Linked DNA regions of Homo sapiens: region 1 is linked to region 2. A link is a contact called in ENCODE Hi-C data. All regions are on one chromosome and are shown on one strand. Each heading gives the region's core, a stretch centred on a gene start or an enhancer-like site at or near the end of the contact. The rest is flanking DNA. Distances are from core to core; before and after follow the strand shown.

Region 1 (5,311 bases), core at 1-2,500, 2.9 Mb before region 2:
TTTGAAGGAAAAGTTCAATCAGCCCACTTGCACCTCTGCCTAATGCAGATGTTGTGTGTGCCGCACACCAGCGGCTGGGAGGAAGCCGGTGTAGGTGAGTCGGACTCCAGCGTCCCCTGCATTTAGTTTGCCGTAAAGCCAACCCAGGAACACTGGGGCATTTCACCGCAGCCGCTCAGCTGAGGGGACAACTCCCCTCCAGCTCTTCGCCCAGCGTGACCATGACAACCATCTGGAAACAGGCGTCCCAGCCTTCCTCGGTTCAAAAACCCCAGCCTGCAAAGGCAGGGTAAATAGTTTTTGCCTTTTCCCTTCTATCCGTAACTTCCACCACTCCATAGATTCTAAAACCATCTCTCCTGCCATTAATGCCACTTAAATGCCCTCGACACTTTGGCTGCTGGGTGCCTTGGTTTGGAATGCAGAGTCTGAGGTACTTGAGGTTGTTTTAATTCTGTAAATATGAAAAGGGAAGGGAAGCGAGGCAAATACTGAAGCTTGCAACCACAATCTCTCATCGGTTTGCTGAGGAAATTTTCTAAGATGAAAATAGAAAGGCACATGACGCCCTGTGAAGGACGTGGCCCAGCCGCCTACTCTCTGTTGCTGTCTCCCGCTACGACCTCTCACACAGGTAGGAAGCCCCTGCGGACAGCGGGGCCAGCGAAAGGACAGCTCAGACGGCCACCACACTTGAGTTCTGTGCTTTCCTGGGCATGGGAGGAGCTACAAACTTTACTTAAAAAAAAAAAAAAATCACACAGTTTTTCAACAGGAAGAGTGAAGTAGAAGAACAGATCATTTAATTATACAAACAAAATCGCTTTCCTTTGCTCCAGCGAGTCCAGGCAACCTTTCAAGTTCATTTGCTGCCTGAAAGAAAGGTTTTTAGTATCAGAAAGAACCTCGCTGTCCTCCAATATCCACAGGGAAAACAAGATCAGAAACAAAAGTCCACCATGGAAGAAATCCCAGAGCGATCCAATTTGGAAAGAATTTAATTAACAAAATAAAACGGAGGGAAAATGGTCCAGGTGGGGCCCTAGGGAGATCGGACTTCTGTCCCAGCTGAAGTCTGCCCAGCACACCTGGTGGGCAGCCCCTGGGCCTGTCACTGCAGAACTGGCCTTGACAAGCAGACCCACTGTGCGCGACGCCACGGTTTCCTTACGCACTCGGCATTATGTACAGATATGAAAAAACCCAACGGCAGGTGGCTGGAAAGTGGCTTCTAGCTCCCCTATGCTGGCTTGGCACGTTCATGCATGCAAAGCGAGGAGGTTTTGCGGGCTTCACCAAACAGTTAATTTTGGCAAAAAGAGAAAACAAACAAACAAAAAGCTAAAATTCATAAGCAGGATTTAAAAGCCACTGAAGTGAAAATGATGTATTTCCTCAGCGTTATGGAGTTAGACTACCACTACAATCTTTTTTTTTTTTTAATAAAGTCTCTGCCATCCTCTCCCCCGACTCAGGTCAAAGTTCATAGCAGCAATGCACAAAGTCCTCTGTGAAGCCAGTGTTCTCTGCTCCCCGGGTCAGAGGTCACAGGTCAAGTTCAGTCAGTCCGAAGAATCATGGGCGGGTGCTCGCTGTCCTCATCCAGGCGCAGGGCGCTGGCCTCGTCCTCCAGGCAGGCGCCACCCACAGCACCCAGGTCGTCTGTGTAGGCTGCAAAGAGACGACGAAGTCACCCTTCAAAGGCTGGGGACACACCACAGACCCCATGACACACACTGAGGACTGTGTTTTGGAAACACTGGTGTATATTTATAAACTGAAGCCTGTACTAAGACGTTCTGAATTCTGATTGCTTTCTAATGAACTCTTTGCAGCCTTAGGCAGCTCGAGATGAAGTCATTTGTTCTCTGACATTCATAAATGTCAAAATGATGCCTGCACAGTAAACAGAGGCTCCCTCATGGACGGGCCACAAACTCTCTCAAGCTGGTTAAGAGCTCAAAAATAACACCAGGAAAAAAAATGACACTAGGAGACTCTCAGGGTGGGCTCATGAACTGGAAGTGCCGGTTCACAGATGGGAGTGGCAGCGAGCAGGCACAGCCCTGCGTGGGTGCAAAACCACAGGCTCTCCCACTGGAGTGCGAGTTGGCTTTTTTAAGAAGGTGGCTCACATAGCCAAGGCTGTGGCTGGAGGATCTCATGCATGGGTCTTAGTGCTGCCGCCGGAGGGGAGCCCATTGGCCTCATTCCCCTACAGCTTCTGCACTTCACAGGCCCAGCATGAAGGCAGTACTCGATGCAGATTTGCTGAAGGACGAAAAAGGTGGGAGGGAAAAGACTGAGGCAAAACCCTTGGCAGTACTTTTCAGGGTGGTATCTTGGCTGAGAGGTGGCCAGTCTGGGCCCAAGTCACGTGACCCCAGAGTCACCTGAGCCAGGATGACATTTTCTTTAAAAACGGAGAAAATGAGCCTGGTACGGTGGCTCATGCCTATAATCCCAGCACTGTGGGAGGCTGAGGCGGGAGAATCACTTGAGCCCAGGAGGAGTTTGAGACCACCCTGGGCAACATAGGGAAACCCCATCTCTCCTTTAAAAAAAAAAAAAAAAAAGGAAACGAAACTGAATTCAGCCTTGAGAGAGGCCTTGGGAACACCCATTTACCAACCTCGCTTATGTTCTCAGAACCAGTCCCCATCTTTCCCAGTGAGGAGCTGGTGGGGTGGCTCCGGAGCCAGCAGAAGGCAGTAGCACTCGGGGCTGTGGGGCTAATTACCTTCCAGGTTTGCGTCACGCCCCTTACCAAGTCTCGTTGGGGATGAAGGCACGTAAGTACCTTTTCCTGCAGCTGCGCCGTATGTCTGAGTGACTAAGGGGCAGTCGTGAGAGGCAGAGTCCAAGATCTCATTGGTCGTTTCCAGACTGCCGTCCAGCCTGGAGGGAAGAAAGCGACACAGCTCAGCGTCTCCACACAGGGCAGCCCTGCGGGCAGTACACACTGGCTGCCCTGCGGCAACAGAGCCAGCACACCACTCACCACACAGGACGCCAGGCATTCATCACGCCGTGGCAACTTTAATCTCGTCTATCTGCACACGTTTTTACATGAAGAGTTTTACATGGAAAGTCTAAAGAGGGAGTTATACCTAACAAGACAATATTTCACTTTTACAATGGAAGAACTAACTAATAACGAGGATTCACTATTTACAAAAAAAGTCAGGCTAGCCCGGGTGCAGTGGCTCACGCCTGTAATCCCAGCACTTTGGGAGGCTGAGGCGGGCGGATCACGAGGTCAGGAGACGGAGACCATCCTGGCTAACACAGTGAAACCCCGTCTCTACTAAAAATACAAAAAATTAGCAGGGCATGGTGGCATGCACCTGTCATCCCAGCTACTCGGGAGGCTGAGGCAGGAGAATCGCTTGAACCTGGGAGGCGGAGATTGCAGTGAGCCGAGATCGCGCCACTGTACTCCAGCCTGGGTGACAGAGTGAGACTCCATTTCACACACACACACAAAAAGCTAGGTGCAGCGGCTCACTCCTGTTACCCCAACACTTGGGGAGGCCAAGGCAGGAGGCTCACTTGAGCCTAGGAGTTCCAGACCAGCCTGGACAACCTAGCAAGACCCTGCACAAGAAAGTAATTAGCTGGATGTGCTGTGTGCCTGTAGTCCCAGCTACTAGGGAGGCTGAGGTGGAAGGATCCCTTGAACCTGGGAGGTCAAGGCTGCAGTGAGCTGTGACTGCACCACTGCTCTCCAGCCTGGGCGAGGGTGAGACCCTATCTCTAAAATAAAAAATTATATGTTGTTAGAACTTTTTGATCATTAAAAAACATGTAAGACAGAATGAAAATGCATTACTTCCCAATGAACAAATGTTAACTCCCTGTTTTCCAAGAACAAACCTGTACCTCACAGTGAGACAAGAGGCTCTCAGCCACGTGCACTGAATTGTGGAGGCCACCACGCTGCGCCCTTCCTTTCCAAATGCGAAACTCCACCCTGGGGAGGAAGGCCTGGCCTCCCAGCACCTCTCCCCCACCTAAGAACAAATGCGGCTCCCGCCACCCCTGCGTCGCCTCTGTGCCCAGTCCCTGAGGGAGCCCTGACGCCACCAGCCGCAGCCCGGGGCTCCCTGTCTTGCGGCGGCATTGATTTCACCTGGGAAAGCGAAGCTCCCGACCTGCGCGGCATGGGCCGCTGTGCTGGAATCTGCCCCTCTATGTCACTGGTTTGCAAGGAAATAAACAAACGTTCGCCAGGTGCCCCGAAAGCCCCCCGCCAGCACGGAGCAGCTCCGTGAAGCGGCCGGAGCAGACTCACCGGTGCTGCTTCATCAGGGCACACTCGCCGCCCTCCTGGGGGTCCAGGTTGTACATGTACAGGTACCCGTCGGCGGCACCCACCAACAACCGCGGGATCTTCTGAATTCTAGGGAGAATAAAGAGCAGCCAAATTCTAGACAACTGTCACAGAAACGGTCTTACTACATGGCGGCCTCACTTTTGGCAGGCGAGGAAAGAGACCCCAGCAAGATGAGCACAAGGGCAGCTGCAGGTGTCTGGCGCCCCACTGACCTCGGCTCACACGGCCAAGGCTGCACTCGTGTGCTGAGCCCTGAAGCCCACGGGAGACGAGAGCGGGATGAAACCAGTTTTGTGGCTTCTGGGATTATTATAGGTAGTCATCGTCAGAGAAGTTTTCCAGGATGCTAGTCAGATAACAAAACTGGAAAATGATGTTTAAAGACGCACGGAAGCCCAAAGCCCTGCCATCACTGGGTGTAATGACAATCTTTCCCGCACGCAGCACAGAACCTCCACAGGCCCTGTGTGTGTTCTGAGGCCAGACCCTGGAGCCGGACGGATGCCTGAGACTCGGCAAGTGCGGTTTCTGTGGCCCCAAAGGGTTAACTACGGCACACTCACGAGGTTTGACTTAACGTCTTTCATTAATACCGCAGACTATCCACAAAAACAGAACGGGAGCCCGTCTGGAAATGGACCCCCGCACAGAGCGGCAAGCCTAGTGCCTGCCAGGGGACCTCCCATCCCCGACAACTCTCGATGGAGTGTCGGCTCTAAGAAGCTGCTCCTGTTCAGAAGCACGGAAGGGGCCACAAGCCGCCAGGACTGGGCCCCTCGGCCTGAGGCACACGGGGTGGGGGACGGAGGCGCCGGCTCTACTCACGTGGCTAGCGAGCAGATGTTTTTGTGGCCGCAGAATGGCAGGCGGACCGTGGCGAAGGCTCTGCCCTGGTTGAACATTTCTGTCACTTGGGAAGGCAGGTAGCTGGTGGAGGCCATGAGCACTTTCCCGAAGTACCCGGTCCAGGTGGTG
Region 2 (5,535 bases), core at 2,528-5,027:
TAGGAAACAGCTGGGCATGGTGGCCTGTGCCTTAGTCCCAGCTACTTGGGAGGCTGAGGTGGGAGGACTGATTGAGGCCAGGAGTTTGAGGCTATAGTGAGCTATGATTGGGCAGCTACAGTCCAGCCTGGGCAACACAGCAAGACCCTGCCTCTAATAAAAATATGATCAGGAAGTGGGCAGAGTATATATGTGTGCGTGGCACAGGGAAAGTGCTGAGTACATTATTTGGCAGCAACAGCAGCTGGAAGGAAGTGAGGGTGGAGGAAGGAAGCAGCTATCAGATATGGGGGGAGGTCACAGGATCCTGCCATGTCCCACTGTGCCTAGGGAAAGTTGTTATATGTCCATCAGCAGAAGGACATCTCGATCTCGGCTCACTGCAACCTTGGCCTCCCAGGTTATGGTGGAGAGAGCATCAATGGTGTGCCTGCTTGCATGGAGGTCCTGGTGTGCGGGGACCCTATGGCGTCCTAGGTGCAGTCATCTGTTACCGAGGCAGGGTCCAGCAGCTATAGCCAGAGGAAGTAACTACCTTGTGAGAAGGGGACGCTTCCTAGGAACTGACATGGTTCTGGGCTCTTGGTTCTGTAATCAACTCCCCGGACATTGTGTGACATCAGCGTTAGAAGGTCCAGGATGGCCGGGCACGGTGGCTCACACCTGTAATCCCAGCACTTTGGAAGGCCAAGGTGGGCGGATCACTTGAGGTCAGGAGTTCGAGACCAGCCTGGCCAACATGGTGAAAACCCATCTCTACAAAAATACAAAAATTAGCTGGGTGTGGTGGCACACGCCTGTAATACCAGCTACACGGGAGGCTGAGACAGGAGAATCGCTTGACCTGGGAGGCGGAGGTTGCAGTGAGCCAAGATCATGCCACTGCCCTCCGCTCCAGGCAACAGAGTGAGACTCTGTCTCAAAAAAAAAAAAAAAAAAAAAAAAAAAAAAAAAAAAAAAAAAAAAGAAGGTCCAGGATCCTTCCTTTGGAAACAAGCCCTTCCTGATGCAGGCCTACCAATCTCCATGCCAAACCCCACACTTTTAGCCTGGAATGACCACAGCATCTGCAGCTGATGTCTCAGAGCCTTCGTGCCCTCCTCCTACTTAACTCCTTATTCCTCCAGCCCTAACTCTGGTACCACCCATCCAGGGATCCCTTCACCCATGTAGGGAAGGGATCGCCCTTCACCCTTCACCCTCTTCTGCGGTGTGTTGCACAGCCTTGCTCCCGTTTTGGAACAGTTAGCACACTTGCTCCACTCTGGCCATCTGTGCCTCCTCCAGATCAAGGAATGCACAGGAAACATCTTTGTATTCTCAGCACCCAGCACAGGGCTTCCTGACCTCCTGGTGGCAGCCAGCAAACCTGAGTGGGCCAGTGGGTGGGTGGATAGATGCAGGATGCAGTGAGTGAGTGAGTGAGTGGGTGGGTGGATGAATGCAGGATGCAGTGAGTGAGTGGGTGGGTGAATGAATGAATGCAGGATGCAGTGAGTGAGTGAGTGGTTGCATGAATGAATGCATGATGCAGTGACTCAGTGAGTGGGTGAATGAATGAATGCAGGATGCAGTGAGTGAGTGGTTGTGTGAATGAATGCAGGATGCAGTGCGTGAGTGAGTGGGTGAATGAATGAATGAATGCAGGATGCAGTGAGTGAGTGGTTGTGTGAATGAATGCAGGATGCAGTGCGTGAGTGAGTGAGTGGGTGAATGAATGAATGCAGGATGCAGTGAGTGAGTGAGTGGGTGAATGAATGCAGGATGCAGTGAGTAAGTGGGTGAATGAATGCAGGATGCAGTGAGTGAGTGGTTGCGTGAATGAATGCAGGATGCAGTGCATGAGTGAGTGAGTGAGTGAATGAATGAATGCAGGATGCAGTGAGTGGGTGGGTGAATGAATGCAGGATGCAGTGAGTGAGTGAGTGAGTGGTTGTGTGAATGAATTCAGGATGCAGAGTGAGTGAGTGGGTGAATGAATGAATGCAGGATGCAGTGAGTGAGTGGGTGGGTGAGTGAATGCAGGATGCAGTGAGTGAGTGGGTGAATGAATGCAGGGTGCAGTGAGTGAGTGGTTGCGTGAATGAAAGCAGGATGCAGTGAGTGAGTGAGTGGGTGAATGAATGCAGGATGAAGTGCATGAGTGAGTGGGTGGGTAGATGAATGAATGCAGGATGCAGTGAGTGGGTGAGTGAGTGGGTGAATGAATGCAGGATGCAGTGAGTGTGGGTGAATGAATGTATGAAGAAGCAGTGAGTGAGTGAGTGGATGAATGAATGCAGGATGCAGTGAGTGAGTGAGTGGGTGGATGAATGAATGCAGGATGCAGTTAGTGAGTGAGTGAATGAATGCAGGATGCAGTTAGTGAGTGAGTGAATGAATGCAGGATGCAGTAAGTGAGTGAGTGGGTGAATGAATGAATGCAGGATGCAGTGAGTGAATGAATGAATGTAGGATGCAGTAAGTGAGTGAGTGGGTGAATGAATGAATGCAGGATGCAGTGAGTGAGTGACTGAATGAATGCAGAATGCAGTGAGTGGGTTGGTGAATGAATGAATGCAGGATGCAGTGCGTGAGTGGGTGAATGAATGTACGAAGAAGCAGTAAGTGAGTGAGTGAGTGAATGGATGAATGAATGCAGGATGCAGTGCATGAGTGAGTGGGTGGATGAATGAATGCAGGATGCAGTGAGTGAGTGGGTGAATGAACGTATGAAGAAGCAGTAAGTGAGTGAGTGAGTGAATGGATGAATGAATGCAGGATGCAGTGCATGAGTGAGTGGGTGGATGAATGAATGCAGGATGCAGTGAGTGAGTGGGTGAGTGGGTGAATGAATGCAGGATGCAATAAGTGAGTGAATGAGTGAATGCAGGATGCAGAGAGTGAGTGGGTGAGTGGGTGAATGAATGAATGCAGGATGCAGTGAGTGAGTGGGTGAGTGGGTGAATGAATGCAGGATGCAGTGCGTGAGTGGGTGAATGAATGAATGCAGGATGCAGTGAGTGAGTGGGTGAATGAATGAATGCAGGATGCAGTGAGTGAGTGGCTGGATGAATGAATGCAGGATGCAGTGAGTGAGTGGCTGGATGAATGCAGGATGCGGTGAGTGTGTGAGTGGATGAATGAATGTAGGATGCAGTGAGTGAGTGGGTGAATGAATGAATGCAGGATGCAGTGAGTGAGTGGGTGAATGAATGAATGCAGGATGCAGTGAGTGAGTGGGTGAATGATTGCAGGATGCAGTGAGTGAGTGAGTGGCTGGATGAATGCAGGATGCGGTGAGTGAGTGTGTGAGTGGATGAATGAATGTAGGATGCAGTGAGTGAGTGGGTGAATGAATGAATGCAGGATGCAGTGCGTGGGTGAGCGAATGAGTGGGTGAGTGGATGAATGAGGAAGTGCGAGTCAGAAAACCCCAGTGTAACCGGTGAATGAGCGAACAAGGGCGTGACTGGGCGAGGAGAGATGGGAGTGAATGAGGGTGCGGTGGGTGCAGGCTTGCGCCTGAGGTAGTGCACCTGCGAGTCCGGAGGTCCAACCTGAGGGGAGGTAACCTGCGCCACCAGCAGGCTCCGTGTCCACGTGGACGGGGAGGGGCATGTGGGCGTGGCTAGGCGGGTTGTAGGCGTGGCGAGGCCGGGCGAGGAGCGCGGCGGGCCCGCAGGGGCGGACTGTGGGCGTGGCGCGCGGGGGAGGGGGCGTGACCAGGCGGGGTGTGGGCGGGGCGAGGGCGCGGCGCGGCAGGGCTGCGCGGCCGGGTGGCGCGGGAGGAAGTCACGTGGGAGCGCGGGCTCACATGACTGGCCGCGCGATGGACCCGCTGCCCGCGGCTGCAGTCGGGGCGGCAGCTGAGGCGGAGGCTGACGAGGAGGCGGATCCCCCGGCGTCAGGTAGGGCGTGGGGCGGCGGTAGCCCCCACCTGCCCAGGGCGCGCGGCCCGACCACCCCCGGCGGACGGGGCTCAGCCGCCGCGCTTGGTCCCCGACTCGTTTCCTGCCCCCGCGCCCCGCGTTCGGCCCCACGCCCCAGTCCCTCGGAGGTCCCCCTGCCCTCCTGCGCGCCTGTCCTTTGGGGGTCCCCGTGCTCTCTCGCGCCTCCGTCCCTCGGGGTCCCCTGCCCTCCTGCGCCGGGAGAGCCCTGTCCAGGTTACAGCTGGCCGCGTTCCGAGGCGCTTTCCCGGGGCTCTCAGAGGCGTCCTCGGGGACAGTTTCCTCCTCGCCCCGTTCCTGGTGCCCTGCTCTTCTGCCCTGCCTGGTCACGCTGAGCGATGGCACTGGGGGCCACTTCCCCGGACTTGGGCGCCTTTCCTAGCCACATCCTCTCTCCCAAGCTCCTGTCGGTTGTGTGGTCTTGGGCCAGTAATTTCACCTCTCGGGACCTCTGTTTTCTCATCTGTGAACCGAATCTATAGATGTGTAGCTGCTTTTCTCTCTCTTTCAAGTGATCCTCCGCCTTAGCCTCCCAAAGTGCTGGGACTACGGGCGCGTGCAGTTACGCCCGGTAATTTTTTTTATTTTTGTAGAGATGGGATCTTGCTATGTTGTCCAGGCTGGTCTGGAGCTTCTGGCCTCAAGCGGTCCTCCTGCCTTGGCCTCCCAAAGTGCTGGGAGTACGGGCATGAGCCATCGTGCCTGGCCTGTATTTCTGTCTTTTTCTTTTTTCTTTTTCTTTTCTTTTCTTTTTTTTTTTTTTTTGAGACAGATTCTCACTGTCACTCAGGCTGGAGTGCAATGGTGCGATCTCGGCTCATTGCAACCTCCGCCTCCCGGGTTCAAGCGATTCTCCTGCCTCAGCCTCCTGAGTAGCTGGGATTACAGGCATCCACCATGACACTCGGCTAAATTTTGTATTTTTAGTAGAGACGGAGTTTCACCATGTTGGCCAGGCTGGTCTCGAACTCCTGACCTCAGGTGATCCAACCACCTCAGCTTCCCAGAGTGCTGGGATTACAGGCGTGAGCCACCGCGCCTGGCCTCTTGTATTTCTCTTTAAGGGATTTGGGTTAATGAGGCTAAACATGGCTGGGCACGGTGGCTCACGCTTGTAATCTCAGCACTTTGGGAGGCCGAGGCGGGCGGATCACGAGGTCAGGAGATCAAGACCATCCTGGCTAACACGGTGAAACCCTGTCTCTACTAAAAATACAAAAAAAATTAGCCAGGCGCGGTGGCGGGCGCCTGTAGTCCCAGCTACTCGGGAGGCTGAGGCAGGAGAATGGCGTGAACCCGGGAGGCAGAGCTTGTAGTGAGCCGAGATAGCGCCACTGCACTCCAGCCTGGGCGACAGAGCGAGACTCCGCCTCAAAAAAAACAAAACAAAACAAAACAAACGAGGCTAAACATTAGAAGGAATACAGGAGGGTGCCCCTTATTTCTGGATGTTCCTTCCTGTGGTCCTAGCTGCCAGAGAAGAGATGTAGGTGGGTGTTGGTGTGAGTTACGGTTTCTTCTTGGTGGGGGGGGACAAGATTGGGGAATCCCCTTGTGGGGAGGTCTGGCAAGGTGTCGCTGAGGAGGTGATGACTGAAGTGAGCTC

Evidence for each region. Hi-C counts contacts between places; a loop is a spot of excess contacts on that map. Pooled maps may share reads with other maps.
Region 1: a loop to region 2 is called in a pooled map, with 6 times the contacts of the local background. The contact joins the enhancer-like site here to the promoter of SNX8 in region 2. A Hi-C loop is called at or near these places in 2 of 37 single-sample maps with no recorded cell type and 2 of 50 pooled maps.

The regions. Positions count from the first base shown.
Region 1 is chr7:5,227,195-5,232,505 of GRCh38, reverse strand. It overlaps WIPI2 (WD repeat domain, phosphoinositide interacting 2), which reads right to left. Exons shown (of 13, transcript NM_015610.4): 10 at 5,162-5,311; 11 at 4,295-4,402; 12 at 2,768-2,898; 13 at 1-1,671. The coding sequence ends at 1,559. Among named protein-coding and RNA genes, the nearest start is that of WIPI2, 40 kb to the right of the region's middle. RefSeq lists an enhancer at 400-549. Within about 2 kb of position 1,250, at least 10 of the 41 ENCODE cell types and tissues checked have a DNase peak (open chromatin) inside an H3K27ac peak, as active enhancers do.
Region 2 is chr7:2,312,683-2,318,217 of GRCh38, reverse strand. SNX8 (sorting nexin 8) reads left to right here and starts at 3,777. Exons shown (of 11, transcript NM_013321.4): 1 at 3,777-3,890. The coding sequence starts at 3,797. RefSeq lists enhancers at 2,672-3,172, 3,173-3,673, 5,418-5,535 and silencers at 3,492-3,761, 3,862-4,101.